Regions from separate parts of the Mus musculus genome. Here regions 2, 3, 4, 5, 6 and 7 are each linked to region 1. Evidence: chromatin loops called from intact Hi-C (ENCODE). Cell type or tissue: left cerebral cortex. All regions are shown on one strand.

Evidence for each region. Hi-C counts contacts between places; a loop is a spot of excess contacts. Peaks named below come from ENCODE experiments on the same cell type or tissue, not always from the same donor. Only the 100,000 strongest peaks of a DNase experiment are listed, where the experiment ranks them.
Region 2: a loop joins it to region 1, with 6 times the contacts of the local background. A loop is called at or near these places in 6 of 42 quality-filtered maps.
Region 3: it touches region 1 in a loop (2.1-fold over the local background); 2 of 42 quality-filtered maps call a loop at or near these places.
Region 4: it touches region 1 in a loop (4-fold over the local background); 5 of 42 quality-filtered maps call a loop at or near these places.
Region 5: a loop joins it to region 1, with 14 times the contacts of the local background. A loop is called at or near these places in 14 of 42 quality-filtered maps.
Region 6: a loop joins it to region 1, with 4 times the contacts of the local background. A loop is called at or near these places in 3 of 42 quality-filtered maps.
Region 7: it touches region 1 in a loop (5-fold over the local background); 5 of 42 quality-filtered maps call a loop at or near these places.

Annotation. Positions count from the first base shown.
Region 1 is chr15:18,819,351-18,823,350 of GRCm38, forward strand. The region is part of intron 1 of Cdh10 (cadherin 10); the gene reads left to right. Among named protein-coding and RNA genes, the nearest start is that of C030047K22Rik, 2.4 kb to the left of the region's middle. In left cerebral cortex, a CTCF peak has its summit at 2,206 (motif pointing right); DNase peaks (open chromatin) are centred at 211, 487, 1,071, 1,522 and 3 more places; H3K4me3 peaks cover 4,000 bases; H3K27ac peaks cover 3,232 bases.
Region 2 is chr15:19,038,519-19,042,518 of GRCm38, forward strand. No RefSeq gene overlaps it. Among named protein-coding and RNA genes, the nearest start is that of Gm35496, 140 kb to the right of the region's middle. In left cerebral cortex, a CTCF peak has its summit at 1,780 (motif pointing left); a DNase peak (open chromatin) is centred at 1,758.
Region 3 is chr15:18,983,189-18,987,188 of GRCm38, forward strand. It overlaps Cdh10 (cadherin 10), which reads left to right. Exons shown (of 12, transcript NM_001316758.1): 6 at 1,878-2,065; 7 at 3,499-3,752. Among named protein-coding and RNA genes, the nearest start is that of C030047K22Rik, 170 kb to the left of the region's middle. In left cerebral cortex, no CTCF peak of the experiment used is centred here; no DNase peak of the experiment used is centred here.
Region 4 is chr15:17,096,994-17,100,993 of GRCm38, forward strand. No RefSeq gene overlaps it. Among named protein-coding and RNA genes, the nearest start is that of Cdh9, 370 kb to the left of the region's middle. In left cerebral cortex, a CTCF peak has its summit at 2,157 (motif pointing right); DNase peaks (open chromatin) are centred at 2,155, 3,391 and 3,930.
Region 5 is chr15:19,274,578-19,278,577 of GRCm38, forward strand. No RefSeq gene overlaps it. Among named protein-coding and RNA genes, the nearest start is that of Gm35496, 91 kb to the left of the region's middle. In left cerebral cortex, a CTCF peak has its summit at 2,067 (motif pointing left); a DNase peak (open chromatin) is centred at 1,992; H3K4me3 peaks cover 386 bases; H3K27ac peaks cover 223 bases.
Region 6 is chr15:19,091,132-19,095,131 of GRCm38, forward strand. No RefSeq gene overlaps it. Among named protein-coding and RNA genes, the nearest start is that of Gm35496, 92 kb to the right of the region's middle. In left cerebral cortex, no CTCF peak of the experiment used is centred here; DNase peaks (open chromatin) are centred at 2,448, 3,129 and 3,452; H3K27ac peaks cover 1,611 bases.
Region 7 is chr15:18,398,290-18,402,289 of GRCm38, forward strand. No RefSeq gene overlaps it. Among named protein-coding and RNA genes, the nearest start is that of 4921515E04Rik, 31 kb to the left of the region's middle. In left cerebral cortex, a CTCF peak has its summit at 1,612 (motif pointing right); a DNase peak (open chromatin) is centred at 1,667.

The DNA.
Region 1 (4,000 bases):
AACAGTGTGGGGTCTTGCTAGTGGAGTTTTCGAATTCATTCATTCTGAACAATTGCTGAAAATGTTTACGGAGTGTCATTAGTCTTGCTCGTTCCTGTTTACCTCTGTCTCGGATAGCAGCTTAGCAGGTAGCACTGTTTGCTGTGAACTCTAGCTTCAGCTAACATTACTTTGCATTCCATATGAACGGGTTCACTCCTCACTTATCCCTGGTCATAGTTCGTTATGCATTCAGTATAGAGAGAAATGACAGCCAGAGGACAGATGCCTTGAAGCTGTGAGTGGTCACATCTACAGGAAGACAGTCGATTGACATTCATCAGAAACAGGATGGATATAATTCCTATGCTCACCTTTTGTATGAGTAGGAAGTATCAGGGGGTAAAATTTAAAAGGGGGGGGGGATTAAATGCATGCAGTCAGCAGTTGCAGCATTTATTGTCTCTGCTGCAATAAAATCCATATTTTATGTGGTGTTAAATTAATGCAGCATGTTGGCATGTCTAAATGGATGTCCTCAACAAGTAACTATTATAGCACTGTAAGTATGGGCCAAAGCAGTAGTCGGCAAATGTTTCCATGCCACCACAATAAAAACCAAGTACCTCTTTCCCATGTACAGGGGAGAGGCTATAGGTATAATCAAAGACAAACATTTAAAACTGACCTATCATCTCTTGCTTTCAAAAAGAAAAAAGAAAAAAAAAAAGGAAAGCCGATCTATTTCCTACAATTGTGGTCCTTCATTCCAGTAAAAGCTCCTATTATCCAAAGCGGCACATGCATTGCTACTCTTTGGAGATGCTTCCTTTAAAAAAATATATCTAATTTTTTTTTCTCTTGTAAGATCTATTTTAAAAATAATCTGTCCCTGTGATGCTGACAACTGTTATACTTCAATGCATATGTTAGGAGACTCTCTCCCTTCTCAACACCCCCCCCTGCCTTTCTTTTAAAACGTAGTTACAAGAGCTTCACTGTGGTGAATAACACTTGGCAAGAGGGTGCTCATTTTTTAGGTCTGGTATGGTGAGGATTTTTAATTAGTGGAACTTTCATGAAAACATTATGTCATTGACAGAGCTGCATGTTCATTTTTAGTTACAGAGAGGAAGGGAAAGGAAGAGAGAGCCCGTGTTCTAGAGAGATGGGCACATGATAAGTTGCATGGGTAATCTGCTCCCTGGGCTGGTAAATGGGGCACATATGTATTCCGTGTGCAGAGCAAGAGGAAATACTGGTTTATTTGGCCAGAGAGGAGTGAATGGATTGAAAAAGTGAGCAGATGTGCACAGCCTGTGTATGTGGCCGAGGGGAACATCAATTGCAAAACATCCCAAGGGTAAAAAGGTAAAGGATTGCTTCCTTTTGCTGTTACTTTTTTTTTTTTTTTTTTTTTTGACTATGTTTTTAAAGTCTGACTCACTGTCTGCCTGCCTTAAACCAGACACTTCTTTGGTTTCAAATACTCACTGTTAACAAATTGACTTCAGAGCTGATTACATTTCTCTGACTCCAAAGAATGGAATGACATACATTGTGATGTTGGGGGGTTGGGGAGTGTGTATGTGTGTGTGGTTGGGGGGGGGGCGGTTAGGGAATTGAGAAAACCAAATGGAAACTGTGTGAACCAATCTACCTCTGCATAGATGAAATTAATGGTTAAATTACCAGGTGCTTGATTAATGCTCCAGGTGAGGCGCTTTGATCTTTATAAAAAAAAAAAATCACTGTTCACTAAGAGGCACTATGCTGTGTGCACTTGGGATGCAGAGCTTTACTGTGAGAATTTTTTTTAAAAATCTACACTGAGATATTCTTGGTGAAAAAAAAAAAAAAAAAGATTTTCTGTCTAGAAAGATATACAGCTCTGGCAACCTGGCACATTATTAAGGGAGTTCATGGAATATGAGAAACATATAAATAAATAAATAAATAAATAAATAAATAAATAAATAAATAGTTTCCCTAGCTAGGACTGTAATACGTGACAGTGCAAAGGTTGTGAAAGACGTGAATCCTGACCGGACTAAAAGGTGAAGTTTTTGATTATTACCTGCTTTCTCATATACACAAATAGAGACGGCAAAGTGTACAGATCTGGCAGATTTCTTGTCACATAGCTGTTTCCTGTGTCTCTTAACCTACTTTGCAGTAGGAGATCCGACACCACATCCTCCCGGAGTATGTCATTTTATACCACATGTCTCCACTAGGCGGCAGCACAGGCACAGCGTTGGACTGAGCATGCTGATTCAGCAGCTGTGAAGCATGCTAAGTGTTCTTAGGAGTCTTCAGAAGGTACAGGAGGCAATTGATACAGATCAACGGTATAAACTCAGCTTCCCTTGTCTAGACCTCGGTCTTCCAGAGCAATATTTGTACCATACACATCACACCCTGCTGATGTCACATTACAAGTAGCTACAGAATAGTAGGAAGTACAAATAGAGAAACAGAAATACTTTTTTTTTTAAATTGGCAATTATAGGTGGTTTATTTAAACTATTTTATTTCTCAGTTTCTATCTTAATTTTGCTAACTGCTTTGTGATTAATTTACAATATTGTCAAAAAACGTCGTTTCTCATAAAGAGCAAATGTGCGTTTGATTGTAACAAAGTGGACTGAAGTTCAAAAACAAGAAGGATTACCTATTGGTTCTCACAGTGATGAAGTTGACAAATATTGCTTCAAGTACCACGTAGAGTGACTATTGTGAAAAAGTGAATAAGAGAAAGATTATTAAAAATACAAAATTGAAAGTTGACATAGGAAACTCTATATTGATTTACACAACAGTCAAGACAGTGACTTCATCTAGACAATAACCTGCACTATATAGGACGGAAATATCTCTCTGTGTTTGTCTGGACAGCACTTGGGTCATGTTCACAGAATGTACTTCTAATAATTTATTGCTTTTAAAATTAATAAATTATGCTCAGGGGTTTTTTGTTGTTGTTGTTTTTGCTTGTTTGTTTGATTTTGTATTTCTGTCAACAAGCAGTTCCTGTTTCTATGATGGTGATGTCTGCTTAGGGGTCACCCTGGTCCTCATTTCTGACTCTGATAGATTCCATTCACTCTTTACTTGACATTTTGCTCTGAGACCTTGAGCCTTTCCAAATCAGTTGTCTTTCCTCGAAGGGTGGGTGCCTGAGGCAGAAGGGACATACTGCTTTTGCCAAGCCTTTCCTGACACCGTTCAGTCCAGCTAACCCTCACCCACACAGAGTAGAAGAATCAGGTCTGTCACTTGAAAGCCACAGAATTCTGTGGAAGTTCCAATAGTGAGATGTTAGTATTAATCAGGCAGCTCTTAAACGTAATTTCTTAATACAACTTTGCCTCATTGTTTATTACCAGTGCAACTTCTCAGAGAAAGACTGGCTTCTGTGTAATTTTGTTTTTAATCTTGAAAGTCATTTATTCTCACAGATTCCTTCAGACTTTTGTGCTGTTCCTCTGTAGCTGAATGAGTGATGTATCAACCTCTCTATTACAAAGTACATTTTGTTAAAGCCTTAACTGTTCGGGAAGCAGAATTTTAAAAAGAGAAAACAGTGCATTGAATATGAGGGAGGACAGTCAAACCCTAGCCCACATCATTTCAGGGGGTAGGTTCCTGAGAAATAATGCCTGCTTGTGGGAGGGTGAGATGCCTTCCTGTGGGAATCGTTTGCAGGTTAGAGATGGAGTTTGTTAGTAACACTGGAAAGCACTTTACCATCATGTGATTTCAGTGCTCAGTTGTATGTATGTATGTATGTATGTATGTATGTATGTATGTATGTATGTATGTATTTTAGAAAGCAGCATCTCTAGCCTGTCTTTATACATGAACATTAAAGGACATTTCAGGCTTCAGGAAAGGATGCAGCAGTAGGCTGGAAGATGCAGTACAGCCTTGTCTCTCAACAGGAAACTCAGCAGTAGATGACAAGTCTAAACACTTCAGAGCATTGCTGGTCTTCATAGATTTAGCAGAACATTTCCCT
Region 2 (4,000 bases), 220 kb after region 1:
AACTCAAGAAGGTGGACTTCAGAAAATCAAATAACCCCATTAAAAATGGGGCTCAGAACTGAACAAAGAACTCTCACCTGAGGAATACCGAATGGCAGAGAAGCACCTGAAAAAATGTTCAACATCCTTAATCATTAGGGAAATGCAAATCAAAACAACCCTGAGATTCCACCTCACACCAGTCAGAATGGCTAAGATCAAAAATTCAGGTGACAGCAGATGCTGGTGAGGATGTGGAGAAAGAGGAACAGTCCTCCATTGTTGGTGGGATTGCAGGCTTGTACAACCACTCTGGAAATCAGTCTGGCGGTTCCTCAGAAAATTGGACATAGTACTACCGGAGGATCCAGCAATACCTCTCCTGGGCATATATCCAGACGATGTCCCAACCGGTAAGAAGGACACATGCTCCACTATGTTCATAGCAGCCTTATTTATAATAGCCAGAAGCTGGAAAGAACCCAGATGCCCCTCAACAGAGGAATGGATACAGAAAATGTGGTACATTTACACAATGGAGTACTACTCAGCTATTAAAAAGAATGAATTTATGAAATTCCTAGCCAAATGGATGGACCTGGAGGGTATCATCCTGAGTGAGGTAACAAATTCACAAAGGAACTCACACAATATGTACTCACTGATAAGTGGATATTAGCCCAGAACCTAGGATAACCAAGATATAAGATACAATTTGCTAAACACATGAAACTCAAGAAGAATGAAGACTGAAGTGTGGACACTATGCCCCTTCTTAGATTTGGGAACAAAACACCCATGGAAGGAGTTACAGAGACAAAGTTTGGAGCTGAGACTAAAGGATGGACCATATTCAGGGATCCATCCCATAATCAGCTTCCAAACGCTGACACCATTGCATACACTAGCAAGATTTTATCGAAAGGACCCAGATGTAGCTGTCTCTTGTGAGACTATGCCGGGGCCTAGCAAACACAGAAGTGGATGCTCACAGTCAGCTATTGGATTGATCACAGGGCTCCCAATGGAGGAGCTAGAGGAAGTACCCAAGGAGCTAAAGGGATCTGCAACCCTATAGGTGGAACAACATTTTGAACTAACCAGTACCCCGGAGCTCTTAACGGACATTTGTATGTGAAACTACTATCTGAATGCACAACAAAGTAATATTAACTTTTATACTGAAGCTTAAATTTTGACTGTGCTGACTAAATGAATATGCAGAGGTCACATTTCAGTACTCATTTCTGATACCAAATTCTCTAATTCCAAGTGTAATATTTTTTGGAATATGCACCATTTTACCTACAGAAGAGAAGATAGGACTGGTTATATGGAAGACACTCAGTAGTTTAAGAATGAGTGAGGGAGTAATTGCTTATAAACTTGTTTAAAATATGTTGTTTTGTGTTAATAATGTGATATATCTTATAAATGTGATTGTAAAACAAGTACCTAGCCTGATAGGTGACTTAGGTGAAGAGTAATTGTCTAGCCACTAGAAGCTATAGATTCAGCAATGTATAATTGCTAACAACAAAAGTCATCTCACTAAACTAATCTATTATGTGGAATCTTTAAGAAATAATGAGCACTTATAGTCAAAGCAATAACATAGCTCTAAAAAGGGTGTATATAGAAGCTGGCCACTTCAAAATTTTTTAAGTTCGTAGTAAAATGTTATCTCTTTGCTATCCTGAAGTCTTCCTTGCCAGTTTCTTCTCAACATATGTGAAGATTCAGGAGATTGCTCTTCTGAAATTCTTAAGAGATTGTCTGACATCTAGTGGGCACTCACTAAATACTTGCTTGCTAAGTTACATTACAAAACATAGAGGGAGATGAAGGAAGAGATCAGTCCCCACAAAATATAAACATCTTAAAATGTCTCTCAGGTAGAAGGAAGTGGTGGATGCTTTAGCAGCTTCTAAGGTAAACACCTGAAACATGGGTCCCTCCATGTGTACTCTTTGGTTGGTGATTTAGTCCCTGGGAGCTACTGGTGGTTCATATTGTTGTTTCTCCTAGGGGGCTGCAAACCACTTCATTGGGTCCTTTCTCTAACTCCTTCATTGGGGACCCTGTGCTCAGTCCAATGGTAGGCTGCGAAGATCCACTTCTGCATTTGTCAGGCACTGGTGGAGCCTTTCTGGAAACAGCTATATCAGGCTTCTCTCAGTAAGCACTCGTTGGCATCCAAATAAGTGTCTGGTGGGTGATTGTATATGGGATGCATCCCCAAGTGGGGTACTCACTCCTATGTATTTATTCTCTAGTTTTTAAAATTATCTAATTAAGTACAATTAGTGCTGCCCATATAAGCATGAGTGCAAAGGCTTCCACTGACTCATGGACAATCGACTGGGAGACACACTGCTGAAGAAACTCTTCCCCTAGCAGTCACCAATTGCCAGAAACTACTTAGTCAGGCATGGAGGATCCTCAGCCTCTCCCAACCATGCTGTTTTAATGGCTGACTCTTTCCAATGTCTTGTACAAGTTGCTGTAAGTTCATGGGCAGAAGAGACAAGCCACATCAGAAGGTAGTTTGCAGTATTCTCCTTGAACCTTTAACTGTAGGAATATTTTTGCTTATTCTTTTAGTAGTGTTTGACAAGCTTTTGTGGTTTATGTTTATAATGTTCCATTTGGGGACCAAGCATAGACTGTTTGTTTTTGGCTTTTTTTTTTCAAGTTGTTGGGCATTCAACTCCTTTTTTAAAATTTTCTCTGTCAACACTATCCAAACTAAAGTATCCTAATAGAAAATAAATCAATATATATAACTAAGTTTATCTCTGTTGTTCAAATTCTATGGCTATCCATTCTTCATAGTCTTAAAAAATGTGTACAGATGCAAGCATAAGTAATAAGAGCACTCTAATAGTAAGTTGAATGTATGCTAGTGTGTTTCTGAGAAATGATAAACTTCCTGATGTGTGATTCTATGACATGGATGAAACACTAGAGTATTAGAAATAAACATATAAATCAGATTTATGGGGAATTGATTTCCCTTCACACTAAAATACAAATTCGTGTGCTTTATCATTTGATGAAAGCATCAACTTCCAAGTTACAATCTGCAACCAGACTTTGCCTATTTTGTGGTTTTGCTTTGGTTTGGTTTGGTTTTTTCTGCCCTACTTCAATACCTTTCCACCCCTTCAAAAACCCTAACACTAGAAAAGAGATAAAAACTACTTTTTGCTGTTTAGGGGTATAGAGTTTCTTGGGGCATGTTTGGTCTTCACTGTCAGGATATCTAACTTGTTCTTCCTCTTTGTGCACTACTACTTTAAAAGCACAACCAACAGTAACCAACAGTAACTAACTATTAACAATCTGCCCTCCAGCTCTTGGGGCCTTAACATTTATATACCTTCTGCAAAGTACACAGAATTCTAAATGTCACACAAACTATATGGTGTGGGCAAAATCATGCCCCTGCTAGAGCATGAGGCAAATCATAAATAGCTGCCTAGGGAAATCTGAAGCATCCTGATATCCCACACCGGAAATTAAAACAAAAACATATTCTTAGAATATTTTTGTGTTTTTTTTTTAAGAAACCAAAATTCTCACTACAACCATCATTTAAATATTAGTTTAATGATTAGGATTTATATCAACTTCACAGTTATAGAGTTTAAATTTTCTCAAAATGTCAGATTGTCATATAAAAATAAAATTAGATAGCCACTTGGTTTTCCTGTATGAAAGAAACAGATGGAAGGAACACATGGATTAGATGCCAAGAAGGAGGAAATGATATCTATTTTTTCTTGTAAAAAGAAAAAATATAAAAAGATTATTTTGTTATTATAATAAATAAAAGTTCTATTTCTTTCTTTGGTTATTTGTTTTGGAATTTCTTTCAAATACCCCATAATCATTATTTACATTATGGATGTGTTTTTAAAAAAAACCTGCCTAATCACATAAAGACATAAAGATTATATAAAGTCAATACTAGACACATTGAGGGATACAACTGAGTCTAATGACAGAGTTGTATTTA
Region 3 (4,000 bases), 160 kb after region 1:
GACTGGCCCAAATTAAGACCCATCTCATGGGAAGAGAGCCAACCCCTGACAATATTAATAACACTCTGCCATGGTTGTAGACAGGAACCTAGCATAACTGTCTCCTGAGAGGCTTCAACCATTAGGCAATGGAAACAGATACAGAGACCCATAGACAAACATCAGAAGGAGCTCAAGGAGTTTGGGTGAAAAACAGGGAGATAGAACTGAGCAAGCCAAGATCCAACGTGAGCAAGCCAACTGAGCAAGAGGGGTCAAGGATACCACAGAAAGACTTACACAGTCAGCTAATCTGAGCCCATGGGGGCTTCAAGAGACTGAACCACCAACCAAAGCCAATGCACAGGCTAGACCAAGGTCCCCATACATTTGTAGCAAATGTACCGCTTGGTCTTTATGTGGGTTCCCGTGAAGTAGGCTGGGAGGAAGGCTGTCTCTGTTGCCTGCCGTAGGTTCCTCTTCCCCTACCTGGACTACTTGACTAGACATCAGTCAGAGAGAAGGTGCTTAGTCGTGCTTAAATGTACCCAGGATGGGGTGATAACCTAGTGGGCTTTCCCTTCTGTGAGGAGAAGGGAATGCCAGTAATAGGATGAGGGATTTGTAAGGGCGGGACTGAGAGGAGAGGAGGCCGGGTTGTAATTGGGATGTAATGTGAATAAAAAAAAATAATAAAGTTTGAAAAAAAGACCACAAAAAATGTCACTTGTGCTGAGGCCCCTCTTATAGAATTACAAGGCCCCTGCAAGACCACATTTCAAGGACATTTTTCTTTTTTTAAATTTGGTGACCTCAATGATAATATTGGAGGATAATGGGGAAATAATTTATCATATACAAGTTAATATGAGAGAAATATAAAAAAATGACCTAGAAATTTTTTTATCCAGAAAAAATATTTAAGTCGTTCTTTACTACAGATCTTTCACAGAAGTAAAACTAGAAGTAAAGGTAAAGGACCCCGAGAAAGAAATACTAAGGCAATACCAGGATGGTCTGCACCTCATTTTGTATACTAAAGAGAATTAAGCTCCATCCACGTGGGTGCTATCAGCAGAAGTGTGCTTGCAGCTGATTAACCCATCAGAAATTACAGTTCACTACCAGGTGTTAAAATATAAATCACATTAGTGGTAGGGGAGGTTCATGTTGGAAATGTCTGCAGGTACGCCAAGGACTTAGATATACCCATGTTTTACTCCACAAGGAACGAGGCTTTTTTTCAGAATCTAGTTTATATACTCTGTGAAGGGCATCCTTTTATTTCCAACAGAGACCGTGCGTTATTTTTGTTGTCACGAATACAAATGAGATCCCTATACATTGTGACTGGTTCCGTGCCGTTCTGAACTGTTTTGATCTCCAGCTAAAGGAGGAGATGTAAATAACTTCACATAGCCTGGGAAAATATTAAGTGCAAATATTCACTCTGCATCAGGTGATTGGTTCTGATTATGTAAACACATGCAGGTGCCCTTCGGGACCCAGACACTAGTGAAATAAAATAATTTAATTTTCAAATTCAGAAATCCTGATACTATTAGCAGTTGGTACTATTAAGAATGTCATATACAGGACAGTATCCACAAAGACCCACATTTTTCTCCTAGTTTTCATACGTGCACTCAAAGTACTAGTTTATCAACATCTAACATAGAGCATAAATTATACAATATCATTTTACATGTACTTTACTTTGAATATTCTCTAAAAATTCTTATGTATGCATATATGTATACATACACATACATACATGTGTATACATATGTGTATGTGTACATATATGTGCACATATGGTAATGCAGTAATATATATATATACACACACAGATATGGATATGCATATTAACATTTATACATTTTCTTTGTTCTGTCCAGACACCATCCATCTCAGAGTTCTTGAATCCTCTCCAGTTGGCACAGCTGTGGGAAGTGTAAAAGCCACTGATGCTGACACGGGGAAAAATGCTGAAGTGGATTACCGCATTATTGATGGAGATGGCACGGATATGTTTGACATTATAACTGAGAAGGACACACAGGAAGGCATCATCACTGTGAAAAAGGTGTTCAGATTCACCAAAAACCAGTATCTCTGTCAAGGGAGTAGACATTTCCTTGTGTGCTATTTGCTCCCACATTAGCTACGAAAGGAAACTCCACGGGCGTGATCAGTTGGGTTTTACATTACACGTAAATGAGAAGGCTCTAGTATGAGAGCTCGTTAGACATTCTGAATATATGCCCTTATTTGTAACATGAAACCTGAGATTTGAAAAAGAAAACAGGCAAGTTAATATATGTGTAATTATATTTTTTAGCCATGTTATTAAACCCCACGGTAAAAACAATGTTTTCTTAAAGAGCAGTTAATAACTAATAATGGCAATATATCATCACAGTCGGGGGCATAAAAATAGCATGCTATCCAGATGCATGAGCCAATAATTAGAGTTGCTAATAAAAAGAGACAGAATGGATTGGAACATAATTTAATTGTTCACATTTCCCCTTCTGCTATATAAATTAAATCTACTGCTAACATATGCTCAGTGATAGAATTTAGAGGTAGCCAGGTTTTTTTTTTTCAATTGGCTCCATCATTACAAGAAAAATAAGGCAAATTTCTATTTAGATCCAAAAGAAATATCATGAGAAGAGTAACCACTGAGATATTGGTAACCAATACAATTATTCTGGGATGATATTGAAGGCAAAGGACACACAACCAATTATTATTCCAAGTGACTAGCAATGCTAAAGAGTCACTTTTATCATAAATAGGAAGTAGCAATAACTAACCAGCGGGTAGCAATAATCCACACAGAATCTTTGATTTCCTTGTGTGAAAAAACAATGTAGAAAAAACTAAGCAAGGAATGTTTTGTGCAATGTTTATAGGTCAAGAAATTATGTTTAATATCTGTGATATCTAAATTATCTCAATTACAAACATTCCTTTGCTTTATAATACATCATGAAATTGTATTCTCATGAAGCTAATATAACTCTTTCTTCCCTCCTTTTATAGTATTTTGTTTATCTTGAATGTGCCTTATAACTGCTGTAGTTTTATTAGAGTTTGAAATCCCATAAGACTTCATAGTTCCATGAATCCATTACACTGGTGGAAATATTTTGACATATTTTTTGAACGTTCCATATTTTTAAAATTTAGTAATTATTGCCTTAAAAAGTTGAGTCATAACCTGTATGTCATCAAATACATGTATACACAGAAGCTTACAACTTATCAACCCATTTTTAGATGAAATTACTACCCTTATGAGATAAATTTAATATTCATCCAAATTTCTGCAATAATCTAATTATTTTTCTATGTTCTAAAGCATTTGGCACCTTGACTTATCGAGTCAAATTTTTAAATATTTTTTTTTTATAATGAACAACTTTCAGGATCTTTAAGTCCTGATGTAACTTGGGAATGGCAGACATCCCATTGCCCCAAATCTAACTAATGATTTTTGCCTTCATACAGCCACTTGACTATGAGAACCGAAGACTATATACTCTGAAGGTGGAGGCAGAAAACACCCATGTGGATCCACGTTTTTATTATCTAGGGCCATTCAAAGATACTACAATTGTGAAAATCTCCATAGAAGACGTGGACGAGCCTCCTGTTTTCAGTCGATCCTCCTATCTGTTTGAGGTTCATGAGGATATTGAAGTAGGCACAATCATTGGTACTGTAATGGCAAGAGATCCTGATTCTACATCCAGTCCCATCAGGTACTTCAGCCAACATTTAAGATTAAAAGAAACAGAGTTGAAAGGCAGAGAGGGACCAAGAAATTCTCAGTGCTTACAAGAGTTTCTCGGTAAATTCTACCTAATTTTGGTGTTCACATAGTTGAGGGGATGTTTTCATTGAGTGTCATGGGCAACACATATTCCAGCTTTATGGTTTTCTAGGTTTTGCCTTTTCCATTATATTAATGGCTTGTGTCATGTGTTTTGAGTCATTAAAATGCTGACGA
Region 4 (4,000 bases), 1.7 Mb before region 1:
AAATACTTTTCCAGTTCTTTAGATTCTTTCCATAGTTACCTTTTGGAATGAATAAATAGATGTGGAAGCCACAGACATGGAGAGCTGAATGTATATATCATAGATTGCAGTATTAATATCTTTACTATAAGCAGTCAAGCTAAATGTAAAGAATTTTGTATTAAATCCTATTGTGTAAAAAGCACAGCATCAGACCAATGTGATCTAAATAATGAATGATAATTTCCGCTCTACTGTTATTTTAAATTGCCAGTGTAATTTTATTTCTTCTTTACTGAATTTTGTTCAATTTTAATTTTCAATGCAAACATACTAAATATGTATGTTCTGTACGAAAATAAATACATATTAATTAAATATGTAAGAGTTATTAGGGCATAGCTATATCTCTTGTGAGGCTATTCCAGGGCCTGGCAAATACAGAAGTGGATGCTCACAGTCATCTATTAGATGAAATACAGGGCGCCCAATGAAGGAGCTAGAGAAAGTACCCAAGGAGGTAAAGGGGTCTGCAACTCTATAGGAGGATCAACAATATGAACTAACCAGTACCCCCCAGAATTGTGTATCTAGTTGCATATGTAGCAGAGGATGGCCTAGTAGGACATCAATGGGAGGAGAGGCCCTTGGTCTTGAGAAGATCATATGCCCCAGTACAAGGGAATGCCAAGGCCAGGAAGCAGGAGTGTGTGTGTGTGTGTGGGGGGGGGGTTGCTGGGGAGAGGGTCGGGGAGGGAGGGTATAGGGGACTTTTGGCATATCATTTGAAATGTAAATGAAGAAAATATCTAATAAAAATGAAATGGAAAAAAGAGTTATTAGGAGAAGTAAATAAAACACTTTTATTTCTCATACTATTTTTCTCAGACTTTGTTTTATTATTGTAAATATTATATCTTCAAACTTTATGAAGACATTGCTGTAAATAACAGTTCATAATGTCTTCATGAGTTCTTCAGGATTTGTAGAATATTTTTCTAGAGTTTTGTTTCCAAGGAGAGATGTACATGCAATTACTTCAGTTGAATACTATTTTCCTCAATTTTATTTGTTTTATTCAGACTCTAACCATGGAAGGACATTCTTTTCCTCATCTTTATCAGTATTGTGCTAGGTGTTCTACTTTGTTGTCATAATGCTGTGTCAGAGATGGGATTGCAAGGAGCTTTAGTCAAACACCAAGCCCTGTCTGACATTTAACACTTCTTATGGGAAGTCACAGATTTGTAGCTAAATGACACCCTTTCCTGACCGATGGTGCCTTTTCAACAAGCATTTTTTTTCCTTCATTTTGTGCTGAACATAGGAGTTCATACATGACTAGGAGTATTTAACTGCAACCCAGGTTGGTCTCAATAAATTGATCTCTCTATCTTAGTCATAGCTGCAGCTTTAAGTTAACTCCTAAAATTCTAATGTTTAAAACTAAATTAAATTCAGTCCAAAGGAGGAAAAACTCCCATTGAGATAGTTACCAAGCTCCTGGTAGCAGTCAGAGGAGTCATAAAATCCTTAGACTTTTGCTCTCTAACAATATCTGTTTATGAAATTCCAATATAAATCATTTGAAATGAAAATTGATACTATACATATATTGGAATTTGGAGGAATAAACAATGATATACAAGGCAACATGCTCAGTACTATACAATCTATCTTTATAATAAATATTTTAAAGAGAAAATAATTTCCTGAATATTTATAATGTAAGCATGATTTTCTACTTTATAAAAGAGAAAAGTTTAAATGTTAACATATTGTTTTATATTCGAGTTAGGAAGTTTTATATTATTAAATATGAGTTTCTTGTAAATTCATAATTTTCAGAGGGTTAAACATTAAGCTACCTATGTTTACTGTGACTTGAATATAGTTTTATCTTTCCTTTCAGTATTACTTCCCTCAATTACCATTGTAGACAAACATACACGGGTAAATTTTAAGTGGCCAATTTGATGTCACTGTATTTCTAAAATCTAAACTGACTCTGAATGTTGGCCTTGTATTAAAACAAGAGGTAAGCAGTCACCCAACCTAGATGATACTTGGACATTATTAGATAAATGGATTCTGATTGTGAATTAGCCACATCCCTTTGTTTCTGTTTCCTTCTGTTCCCAAGAGGCTCCGACGGTGGCACTCTCCCGACAGGCACTGGGGGGCAGTAGTGATCCTTCCCTCCTCAGAGTCAGGAGATTTCACTGCACTTTACTGAATTGTCTCGGGTTTTTCTATATTGGTATTTAGACATTACTCATTATAATGAGTTTGTTTTATGCCTTTCTCTGCTAAAGATGCACCTTAGATATCACACTATAATTAGACAAGACATCCTGCTCATTTGACAGTTTTACCAAATATTTTTTGAAACTATAGAAATTAGAAATTTCTCCTCTATAGCTGGGATGAAAAGAAAAGTCTTATAAATGTATTATGAAAGATAACATACCAAATCATGAACAAATTCATTGCATTAGTTTTAGAGCCAAGAACTTGTTAAAACATGAAAATTAATAGTTAAGATTATAGTTAGATGAAAAAAAGAAATGGAAACTTAAAAATATGAATTTAAAATTTGCTTATAAATCTGCTTAACATTCATAGATTTAAATAATTTAAAAATTTTGGTAACTTTCTATATAAGGTTAACATATTTAAGTATAACACTAAATTTTTCTTATTTGAAAAGATGAAATATTTCACCAATTCTTAATCTACATTTTATACTTCATAGCAGTTTGTAAATTTTTTGTTATTTTAATTGTACTGAGAACTGGACCAAAGGCTTTTTGTATGCTAGAAAGGTGTTGATACTCAACAATTCTTATTATTATGTCCACTGTAAGATTTTACTTTATCTGAATAATTATTAAATAGAAACAATAAATTTCTTATTTTTGAAAAGAAATTTGAAATATAAACATTTAAAACAGAAGTATGTAGGAAAGCAGAGAGCATAAGTATCTGTTAAGACATTAGCAGAGTTTATATTCCTTTCTTTCTTTCTTTCTTTCTTTCTTTCTTTCTTTCTTTCTTTCTTTCTTTCTTTCTTCCATCTCTCTTCCTTTGTTTTTCTCATACCGGAATTGATGGGACCAATGTTATGCATATCAAAGACAGGTCCATTATATTAAGAATCACATATCTTTGTTCTACTAATATGCAGGGTAAGAAAAAGAAAAGAAAATTTTCTAATTCGGTTACTAGAACTAATAATTTACACCTAGAAAAGCTGCACTCATGAACCAATGCTGAGCATTAGGCCAGGGATGGGAAAGTGTTCTACAAGGCCGGACTCTCCTCTGCAGCAGATGTATTGTGGTCCAACGCGTCTCGGTTCTCAGTATGTTCATTTACTTTATGGTTAGAATTTATGTTCTTGTTTTCTGTACGATTGAAGATTTCCCGGAACGGAAGAGATAAAATGTATCACAGTGGTCTTTTCCATTGTCACAAATGGATTGTACAGCAGCATACAGAGAGAAGCTTGACAGAAAGTGGTATGCTCAAGTACCCAGAAGAGGACATTTGATCTAGGATTCTTAGCAGGGACAAGAAAATACATTGGAAATAACTCATCTGTGGATGAAGTACAGTGACAGACTTACTTCTACTTGAAAAAGGAAACATTGTAGTCTGCTATTTGGTAATCCTAATCTTACCTCTATAAAAGACAGAAATGGCATCTTCAAAATCGCAAAAGCACTTTGGTTTTCCTTTATCATTCTGTGTATCATTTTGTCTGATTTTTTTTAAGCACACTTTAACTTCCCACATCCTTAGCTTGTAGAAAAGAAAGCAACAATAACTATTGTATTTTTAGCTGAACTAAAATGAATGCAATGAATATGGATCCATAATTATAATTTCAAACAGGATACCAGGTTACAAAAGCCACTTGTCCTACTAACTCTGCAGAAATGAAATCTGCACCCACACTAGCATACCCATGGAGAGCTGAAAGTGACATAGAAACTTAGATGTAATATGTATGTAGCTA
Region 5 (4,000 bases), 460 kb after region 1:
CTGATACCTCTCAAAGTATACTATCTTGAATTATTTGATTTGTGATTTTTGCATAAACAGTTATATGCACATTTGAAAAAGATCCTGGAAAAGTGGTACAGTGTGGTGATTATGTTTACGGTTTGGGGAAGTAAAATGTACCAATTATAAAAAAAAATAAAAAATAAAAAATAAATATCTTTCTTTCAAAAAAAAAAAAAAAGAAAAGGCATTGCATTACAACTGCAAATTAGTTCACCAAAGACCTTATCCAAGAACACAAAGAAACACAATTATATTTCCAGAAGCACTGACTATTCCCCTAAATTGCCATCATCAGAAGAACCAGCTGCAATGATCCTCCTTAGATTTTGGCTGCAGGCAAATAAAGTGTTAGAAGTACTTTTGGGAAAGGGATGCAGGAAAATGAAATGAGGTAACTAATTATTGAATTAAGTTCGTGTAGCTTGGGGGGAACAGTCATTTGTGAAGAGCATATATCCCACTAAAAACCTGTGCTATGTAAGTTTAAAAGACATCATATTCATAAACGTGCTATGTCCTTTCCTGGTTTATTTAATGAATTTGTTGCTAACTTCACTATATTATCCATAGTTGAGTGAGACTGAGGCATCTATCTATTATGTTCCTTTCTTTTACAGTCTAAGTTTTGACAGAGATCTGAACTTTTTATATTCTTCAAAGTTTCTAGAAAAAAAAGTTTGTTCCAAGTCTCAACTGACAGTATCTAATTAAGCTTTTTTTTCTCCTTAGCTAGCCTCAGGAAAGACATTTAAAAGATACAAGAGCAACAAATACAAAAGTACCCACTAATGACTGATAGATAATCACCTGTTTTGTCTTTGAAACCTCCATTCTGGAATTCCAGAGGATAATTTTCACCCCTTAAAAAGCAACATGTGTTATGTACTATTGTTTATAGGTGCCTGCTCACTAAGGAACAATGCAATTAATTGTTGTCCATCCCTTTATTTGGGCATCTGTGATCCATCTGTACAGCACACACAGACTCCAGCACAAATAATAATTCTGTGGCTTTCTCTTTTCTCAGATTTTTCTGTATTTTGGTCCATGCTTTCTTTTACCAAAAAAAAAAAAAAGTGCCTATGTCATATTTTAATCATACTGTTTAAGCCTAATTTATTAAAATTCTTATATAGGTTAAAAGGCTGACTTTACAAAGGCACCTGTATTCTTATTTTTAAGGAAAAAAATTGGCTAATTTAATTTAGGGTCTCACTAGTTCAGTATGAAAGAAGCGAAGTTGTCATCCATGCTAGAAATATACAAACATTTTTAGATCTATTTTCACCTATTTACTCTGTGTTGATTTGTTGGTAGGTATACTTGAACATTTCTAGTTGCCCTTTTTATTTTACTTTTCTTTGAGGGAGGATATGATAATGACAGCACAGTCTGTGAGCATTACAAGGACAATGCTTGGCAAAGGTACATGGAGGAACTTTTCAAAGTGTTCCTCTTGTCAGCAGTATCCTAGACAGTTGTAAGATGTTATGAAGGATTCATTAATAAAGTCTGCATGAAGTGGAATAGGCTTGATACTTTATAGATACCACGTACCCCATTTATCTGTGTTAACTGGCTGAAATCTTTTGTGCCTGGCTAGTGCATAATTAACATGTCACTATAAAACTGCTCAGCGTTTGGAAGAATAAATTCACATTCCATTAAATAAGGATCATCACCACTTTAATGGTCTGCATGTTGCATTTTAATAGCCGTATAAGTAACCAGAAAATTAAATAGGTCTTTTATCTAATATGCATTTTCACATTTAAGAGTACTCCTTGCAAAAGATAACTGGGTTGGCTGCAACTGATCAGGGTCCATTAATGTGAGATGGCTTGTGATGCAGTACATTTTCTAATACCCGGTGTGTGGAAATGTTATGCAAATTATTTGTAAATGTGAAACCCTCAAGAGCAAAGCTGCATTAACTGTTCCTATTGCGAAGGTACGGTCAATAATTCACAGCCATCAATAGCCGAACTGAAAATAAATTGTTTCTGTGCAGTTGCAAACTGCAGTAGAAATGGAAACAGCACCATCTTCTGGATTTCAGGAGCTTAGAGCGGCTCATGAACTGCTGCTGGTCGTTGCTTTCTTTGGTCAAAGTTCCAAATGATATTCAGAGTTGCATGTGAACGCTGTTGTAAAACACTTTACAGTCTGCTTTAAAATTCTAAAACATGAAGGTGTATATAGTTTCTAACTAAACTGTGCATGAATAAGACATAAGCATTTTTATGGTTTAAAGTTTTATATATTATTCTCAGTTACATCTTCCAGTACAATAAATGTGATATTTGACCTAGATTGTTTTAGTTCTTCATTGCCATTGCAAATTTATAAAAGTCTCAAAGTGAAATAATAAATAAAACAACCATTTTGGGGAAAAAGTAAAACAAATTATATATATATATATCGTCTATAAATACACCCACTGTGCTCCACTGTAATGCAAAGTGAATGAATAAATAAATAAATTCCACAAAAACAAATGCGAGAATGAGAAATTGGCTAAGACTTTCATAGTTAAGACCATAATTTAATCATCTTTTCTCACTAATCATTAGCTCTGAGGTGACGAGCTATTCAAATGTCAGTCTCCTTTACTGTCATCATAATCTTAGTGGAAATATGGATCTCATGAATATGACTTGTCAATACAAGTAGTACATTTAAGATACTTTTATTTTTCCTGTTATGAGAAAATCAGAAAGTTTGAGGACAGTGGATGAAGAAACAAGATCGAAGGTCTATTAAGCTTGGTACCATGAGAATGCTGAAGGAGGTGGAGATTTTCTACCCTGTGTCCTTCGTAAAATTCTACCTCGCCTCTGCTTTCTCTCCATGATGTGGCCCTCTAACTTTGTATTCCTCTTCTCCCGTCCTCAGTCCTGGCAGTCCTCTCCTTTATGGGTTACTTGGTATGCTCGATAACATAAGTCTCCTCAGCTACTGAACTCAAGCAGTACATTTTAGGCCAATCTAACCTGCGGCTTCTACTCTGTGTGGGCTGAATGGTCCAGGACAATTGTTGACCAATCATCAAACTCTGGTAGGTTCACACAAGACCCTAAACTTGATTCTTAATCTTCTTGATGTTTTCTTCTAATGCTTAGTTTTAACCAGCTTGCAACTATCGACATCCCCAAACCATTCCATGATACCAAAAGTAGGTTTTGGCATTCATTTTTCCCTTCTCTTTCTTCAAGGAAATTTGTTTCAGATGAGGTTGTAAAATAGGACTTGAGATGTCTCAGGGGTTAAGAGCTCATACTGTTCAAGAGAAGGCATGTTTTCGAATCTTTGAAGCCTCATATTCATGAGGACCACTAACATCAGTTAACTCCAGATCCACAGTGATCTAACACTTCTGGCTTCCATGGATGTCTGCCCTTATATGGATGAATCCACACACAGACACACACACTCATATACATGATTAAAATAAAATAAAGTTTAAGAAAGAAAAAAAAGCATAAAAACATCAGGTGTAAATATAAGGTAGTGTTGACTGAAATTATTTGCAATCATGATAATATTCTTTTCTCTCTCTCTCTCTCTCTCTCTCTCTCTCTCTCTCTCTCTCTCTCTCTGACCTTCTTCCTCCTCCTCCTCCTCCTCCTTCTCCTTCATTTGTTGGGATAGAGGACCATCATTCACAACCCTTGGCATAGCTCTTGATTTTACCACAACTTCGATTTATTTCACACTAGTGTATTTTGTTTATTTATATCTACCCATCTCTCTCCTTGTTCACTCTTTTACTCTCGTCATCTTTACTTTTTCCAACATATGCATGCATTTCTAATGGGTATGTAGAAAATTTGTATAGCTTTCACTAAAAAGAAAATCAACAAAATTATATTTATGTCACATGTTCACCTTATCTATACTGTCAAATTTATTAGAAATGAAATAAAATAAAATTGGTGTTATTAGTCTTTAGTCTGTAAAGGTTGAATAATTGAGT
Region 6 (4,000 bases), 270 kb after region 1:
ACCCTGAGAATAGCTCCCCTCCTGCCCAGGAGCCTGTATATCCTGGTGCACAAAGTCCTGTACCCCCCAACCTTGCCTTACCAGAGGAGATCACAAAGCTAGTAGCCAGGTTAAACTTCCTTTCCCCTTAAAGGTCATGTCCAGCAGCACCTGGAATGCATCTTTGTTCAAATGAGTGATCGCCAGAATCCTGGCCCTGTGCAATGATGTATACTATCTACTCACCCCTCAAAGGTTTGTCCCTCCTCCCAATAAACTGAACCAGTTCTCTGAAGCTGTATCCTGGGTGGGTGTGTGCTCTTTACCCACACAATCACTGATGACCATGATCTTGCCTGCACCCACCTAACTCAGCCTAGTTTCCCTCCCTCCAACTAAGTCCTGTGTGCAATGGGTCTGGCTACCCAGAGGGAGAAAAGCAGACATGGGACCACACCCATCCAACAAAGGCATGTATTGAAACTTCACAAATATCATAACTCCAGACCTCCAGATGCATAGACACTAGTGCAAAATCACAAATATGAACAACAAAGACATTGTGTCTGCTTTAGAAGACAGCAACTCTAACGCAATTCATAAAAGTAGCCGAACTACAAGACAAAGACTAAGCAATAGCAATTATGAATAGAAAAAATATTTACTGGAGAACAATTATAACTAATAGTATTTATGAGTGTGTCCAAAGATCTTTAAGAAAATAAGAATAAATACCTAAAGGAAGACTGTAAAAACAACCAAACAAGCAAGCACACACACACATAAAAACAAATAAGTAGTTGAGTGAAAGAAATGAAACAATTCAGTATGTGAAAGTAAAGTTTAATAAAGAAATACAGTTAGCAAATAAAAGCCAAACTGAAATAAAACTCAAAATGAAAAGCTCGGGAAAACAAAATAACAAAATCAAAGGTAAGCTTTACCAGCAGATAAAAAGACATGAGGGAGAGACTTTCAGGTCTTGAAGATAAGATGGCAGAACAGTGATTGCTCAGTTGAAGAACGTATTAAATCTATAGACAAATAAATAAACAAACACACAAATAATTTAATATACAGGCACAAATCATACTGGAAATCTGGGTCAAGATGAAAAGACCACACCTTTAATTCATAGGTATGGATAAAGGAGAAAAAACCAAGGTCAAAACCACAATAAATATTTTTAACAAAAGTATAGAAGAAAATGTACCTAATCTAAAGAAAGATGTCTTTGAAGATTATTTTTATTTTATTTTATTTTATTTGGAAAATAAAATCCAAGCCAAACCAACCAATCAAACAAACAAAAAAACAACACCAAAAAGCAAAAGCAAAAACAAAAAACAAAAAGCAAAAAAAAAGCAAAACAAAGCAAAAAGAACAAATAGAACAGCAAATAGCCAGTACTAAAAAAAGACATATATTTAAAAAAAATACAAATCCAATCCAAACCAACCAACCAACCAAAAAAACAAAAAAAAAAAAAAAGCAAAAACAAAAACAAAAACAAAAAACAAAAAACCCAAAAAACCAAAACAAAACAAGAAACAAATAGAACAACAAATAGCCATTACTAAAAGAAAAAAAGAAAAGAAAAGAAAAAAAAGAAAAAAGAAAAAAGTCAATTAAGAAAAAAACATTCCAAAGTGTAGAAGAGAGGAAAATATACTCACTGTTAGCATTACCAGTACAGCCACTATAGAAATCAATATGGAGATGTTTCAGTTAATTAAAAGCAAACTTTCACATTCTAGCCTTGGTTTTATTAGGGAATTACAAGTGGGAATTAAGGACAAAATGAGCACATGGAAACTAAACATTAATTTTTGTCCAGTATGAATGATGTATTATGAACGAACAGAGCGTAGGTTCTAAATTAGAATATTAGAATATGAACACATGAACCAATGACTTATGAAGGGTTCCCTGACTACTAGTCTCTAGATTCTGGTCAGTTTATTTCATCATATATTCTTTGGCCTCAAGAAACTGTCTTTGTATTACCGTCCAAAAATTCCTTTAAAAAAGCATTCCAGCGTTTTTTTTTTCTCTCCAGTTCCTAAACACTGAAAGTTTTTAAAGTTCTCTAAAGTGATATATTTTAGAATTTACCTGCTCTCTCATAAAAATATAATATTTGAATGACTGCATAGAATTTGTTGATAAAGGAGGGTGACTGATGTTTTTGGCACTGTTAGGTGTTTCTATAAATAAGAACTTTATATTTGATAGTCACATGTCTGTTTTCCAAGTTGTGATGCATATCACCAAATTATGTACATGCCTGCACATACGAAAGCATACAGCCTGTTGAGTGAACTTAGTGAAGCTTCCTCCCCATTGCCTACTGACAGCCTGCTTGGCTGGGCTGTAAGGAGTAGCATGCTTCCTTTCACCTTCCTGTCCACCTTACGAACCCGAGGCCCTTTTTCCACACTGATGTAAGTGATGGAGGGACAGATGTCTGGTTTTCTCTTTTCTACTTGTATGTTTCCTTGGAAACTGCAACCCCTTTGCTTTATTTTTCCTGACTCTGACTTCAATTTGAACACTTTTTTTTTTTCCCAGCTGAACACGTTCAATCTCCTAACCCCTTGGTTATGACCAGGGTCTAATTTGAAAGGGTTTTTTTTTTTTCACTTAAGTTCTTTTGTGATTGTTGTTATCAACATTGGCTCACAAAACCAGCTGGAGTCAGAACTGTGGCCATGTTTGGAAAGAACCATTGTATATTAGGTGACAGAAAGGAACCAACTTGTTTGGAGTTGGGAGTTGATGGGGTTAAAGGAGGGATGAGGCTATCAGAGTAAGTCTGTTAGGTATACATATGAAGAAAGACATGAATTCGATTGGGGAATGTATATGTGTTTTCCTTTAAATCCCTATGTCTTACTAACTTTATGTTAATGTAGGCAATTTCAGTGATACGGGGGCAATTTAATCCAGCATTCTATGTTAACAGTTAGCCCAGTTTGCTCAATACAAAAGTAATTTCATCCAGCATCCTTTATGACCAGTTAACCTAGTTTGATCAGTACAACTAGCTCAACATCTGAAGGTAGGTTCTGGTCTTTTCAGGGGGAAGGGAGCCTCAGGTCGTTTCTGAGCTTTGAAGAACCAACTGTTCTTGCTGAGATGGGTGTGGGATGTGCGTATGGGGGTGGTTCTTAAGTAGGCTGTTCTGGAAATATAATGCTGTGCTTTATCTACACGGCACAGTAGTAGGTGGCTGCTGCTTCTTTCTTCAAAAATTTTCATCCAAGGTTGAAATAGAGGTTTGAAATTTTTTACTTACTTGAGTTTTCTTGTCCCGACATATATCGGATACTCAAAAATGCTGATCTTGTTTTTATTGGTACCACTAGATACCTATTTTGCTAAGTGTTGTCCCTGGAAGAGCCGTAACTGGAATGTTTTCAGGCAGGAGAGAATCCCGCTAAGAACAAAGGAAGGTTGTCTCATCTTTTCCTGCTTTGCCCTCTGCTTGTTTGGACACAGCCCACTACCTCAGGAGTGGCAGCTGCTCTCTGTATTTAAAGGAGTAGGAACCTTACCCACGAATACCCCATATAGAGAAAAGTGATAACAATGAACACTGAATGTTTGCAATATTTGAATGCCAAAGGAAGAAGATAGACAAGAGAAAGAACACAGATCGGGGAACTGGAGAGATAGCTCAGTAGTTCAGAGCACTGGCTGCTCTTCCAGAAGTCCTTGAGTTCAATTCCCTGCACTCACATGGTAGTTCATGGCCATCTATAAAGAGATCTGACATCCTCTCCCAGCATGCAGGTATACATGAAGCAGAGCAGTCATAAATGAATAAATGAAATAAACAAAACAAGTAAAACCAAATAAAAAATATTAACACAGAAAGGCCATCAATTGAGCAAAAATAATACTGGAAGAGGAAAAATTAAGTATTTGTGTTATCATTGTGAACGTGTAGACATTCCCAATGACCTTTTCAGCCTTTATATAATGACTAGAGAGTGGGGAATTATCATACCTCAATTCT
Region 7 (4,000 bases), 420 kb before region 1:
ACTAATCCCTCTCCAAAGTCTTTTCTCTCTGTTTCCTAAAAAGTCTTTCTCTGCTATTTTTTTTTTTATTATTTCTTGGAGGTAGGAAGTCTCATCATTCACATTTTTTACTCCCTCTAATTACCCTCAACATTTTTATCACAGGGATTTTTATAACTTGGGGATTTAGTTGCATCCCTGCCTTGGCCTAGTTTCTTTTTCCAATAACACCACCAATTTGGTAAATTACATGGGAAAGAAAGAGACAAGAGGAATAAAATAGAATACCTTCTTCTTCTTCCCTTTCCTGTCTTAAGACCTCTCCTTCTGCTTATATAGCCAGTGCTCAGTTATAGCTAAGGATTTCATACAAAGAAGTGGTAAACTTTCTAGTCTCATAATTCTTCACAATGGGTATTTTAGATGTGGGTGACTTAACGTATTCCAATACAAATACCTCTCTGTATACAGTTCTACTGAATGACAAAGTTCCAGGAAAGTGTTCAAATATTTGTAATAGGATGAGAGAGGCAATCACAGACACAAAAGTTATTTGGCCTGTTTAACTACATCACTGAGTCCCTGGCCCCTTTACACTTTTCCTGTCCACTTCCATTTCATCCATTGTTTTCTGTAAATGGGCATTGATGGGGCTTTTTCTGTGTCTACTCTATTTTTTTTTCCATTGCTAAAATGTCTCTTTCCTTTTCTTTGACAAATTCACAGCAAGCCCTGGTCATCACAGGCCTTTGAGCATTTCACAAGACTTTCCTAGGAGAGCTTGCATGACATCAGTGTTTAATAAATAATTCTAACTGCATGTGGTGCTTTCAGCAGCTGTTTTCCTTCATTTCACTCTTTGTCTCACTAATCACTTTCTCAAAAGTTGTAATTTCATCAGGTGTCCCTGATGTCATTGGCACAAAGAATTCTATTGTAGAAACACAATAAAACTATCTTTCTGGATATTATCTCTTATATTTATAGAAATAGACCTACATTTTTTTCTTAATCAGTTTTATTATGTTCTTAGTTAGCTTTTATTTCAGATCAAATATGATATATTTCGGAATCATCATAGTTTTTTTTTTTTAACAAGAAATGATTACAGTATAGCAGAATGTACTAATATTTTATTAGTATTTTCAAATGGAAAGTCATTTTTCTTTCATACTTCACATGAAAATAACAGAGCTTTAGAAAACTAAATGCTGTGAGAGATAATAAATTGTAAGAAAGACAAAAATAAGAGTTGTTTTTAAATAGCTGAGCTTTTGGAAATAACTAAATCCCCTGCTGTTTCCTGGATGTAGAGAAGATTACATAATAAACTGTATATCTGAACTTTCTCATCTGAAAAATGGGTATAATGTGAATTATGACCTTCTCGGGGATTTTTAGACTTTACAATATCAACATGCATCAGGGCTTGGACAAGTTTGACACTTAGAATCATTCAGTAAAAACGTTATTCTTATAAGACATGGGGTTTGGGTTGGACTATGAGAATAATGAGTTAGTCAAAAATTAGACATAAAGAAGGGAAAGGAAGCTACAATGGCAAGATTTCGACTCCCTTATGAATGCTCTCAGGATTATTTATAAACAAGAGATTAATCCAGTAGAGGGTGCCATTGTAGAAGATAGGAAACTAATCTGAAGATGTGGAGTATCAGGGATTTATACACAGAGGAGCTCTGGAGGCTTGCATCCCACAACATTGGATATTGGTTGGCAACACAGATTATTTAGTGTGGAACTAAAAGTAATAAAGTTAAAGTATGTTTGCTGTGCTGGTATTATAATGAAGCTTGGTGAATTCTTAAGTGTAAAAAAGGGAGAACAGAAATGAAAATAAAAGACTTGACTATTGGTGCCGTCTATGTCTTTAAGCAAGCAGCCACACTATTCACCCTGAATGATGAGTCCCTTAATTCTGAGTTGTGACTTGGTGCTAAAGGGCACATTGGTATGTTTCCTCCTTAACTGTGAAATTCTTCACTTTTATTGTTTCTCACTCGCACTTTCAAACCTTGCAAATGCTGTATTATTGCACTATTATATAACAAAATCACTGCTATCTCTCACTTTCCTGTACTGATCTATGCACAGCACCTTCTGTCAAATAAGTCAGGACCCCCGTGTCTGACAAAATCAATTCATCAAAACTGCTGGGCTTCCTACTAATCATCTTTCTCGCAATGTATTACAAAGCACATTAGCAGCCTTTAGTGTTTCAGCTTGGGTGCAGCAAAACAACTTTGTGTTTCACTGCTCTCTTTGAAAAGAAATCAATGGTTTTCAAACTAAACTACTCATGACAATCATGTTAGATTCATTAGCATCTGCCCTGGTTGTCTGTATGGAGGTTCTACTGCAAACTTGATTTGCATTTTTATCTGTAAGGAGCACAAGGTTTGAATTGCCTAAATGTTTCCTTAATTATTGCTCCCATTCTCTTCCACACCCATTCACCTCAAACCTTCCACAAGCAGAGAGCAGGACTAATTAGTATCTAATTGATATTTTTTTCAATACTGCAACAGAATCACTCTCAATACAAAGAGAGTAATTTCATTATGCACTGTAGAGCACACTTAATCAGTCATAATAGCAAATATGGGAGTATTTGTTAGGTCTTTAAAATGCTGCATTTTAAATAAGAGGCACCTGGATATCTCTACTAGATTTTTGTTATATAAATAAGAAAACTTTAAAACAACTCATTTATTCCTTGCATAAAGCTGGGGCATTATTGTACAATCACACAAGTAGGTAGTGCAGACAAGAAAATGAAAAAAAGATAAAGCTTCTTCTGCAAACACATTAATAATTGGGGAGATATTTGAAAAACAACACTGTATGAGACTGTAGATTTGTCCTGAGGATCCTACAGTCACAAGAAAGTGCAAACACTGGTATAAAGATGAGTAAGAGGGACTCCTGTAATCATTGACCCAGAAAGAATGCAGAGAAGTAGCCATTGGTTGGAGGAAAGATTGGCACATTCACTCAGACCAATCAGAAATCACCAAAAATGTAGCAGCATAAGAAAGATATTCTCAGTGGTGTTTGTTGAATGTATTTTATATTTATTAAATACATTCAAGCTATAGAATAATTTCTAACCTCACACTCAACTGAAAGTTCACTGTTTCAAGTTAAAATATTAAGGTGTTCTTTAAAAGATGTAAAAGCAACAAAATGTTTTTATAAATACTATATGTTGGGCTAACTCTGCAATAAATAAGTTTCTGAGCTCTCTAAAATTTAAAGGAACCCCTCAAACAACACACATGCATGCACACACACACACACACACACACACACACACACAGAGAGAGAGAGAGAGAGAGAGAGAGAGAGAGAGAGAGAGAGTGAGAGAGAGAGGAGAGAGAGTTTGTTTCCTTATGGGTTTTATTTGTTTCTTTCTTTGCTTGGTTTTTTTAGTTGAACTAATTTTTTTATTATATTCATCACAATATATATTTTATACCAATCATAAAAACGTTGGATATGTTATTAAATGAACATTAATTGATAAAATCTTTCTGTTTGCTTGTTTGTTTGTTTGTTTGTTTGTTTTTTAGTAGAGCTTGGAAATCTTGGCTCTCACTGTGGTACAACCCCCAAAAGAGAACAATTTTTAGACATTGGTGTTGATTGTAATAAGGCTGTAATTCAATGTCCCTCACATTACCAAAAGATTTTACCTCCATAGTAGCTAAGCTAAGAGTTGACAGTCCTGCTGTGCCAAGGAATGAATTGTAGGCACAATTATTTGGATGCATATTTCCTGTTATGGTCAAAGCTATTTCACTTAAGTGACTTAATTCTCAGCCCACAGGGAAAAGGTTACATTCATTTAAGAAATGGTGTGTGTATTAAGATGGTCTATCCATGAAGTCATTGATCAACTGTTTCAATGAATGGTTGGCTTGGAGGGTGGCAGAGACATTAGGTGAGGGTAAGATTCTGGTTAATTGACTGTGATGATTTTGAAAAGAATTTGCTTCAGAAA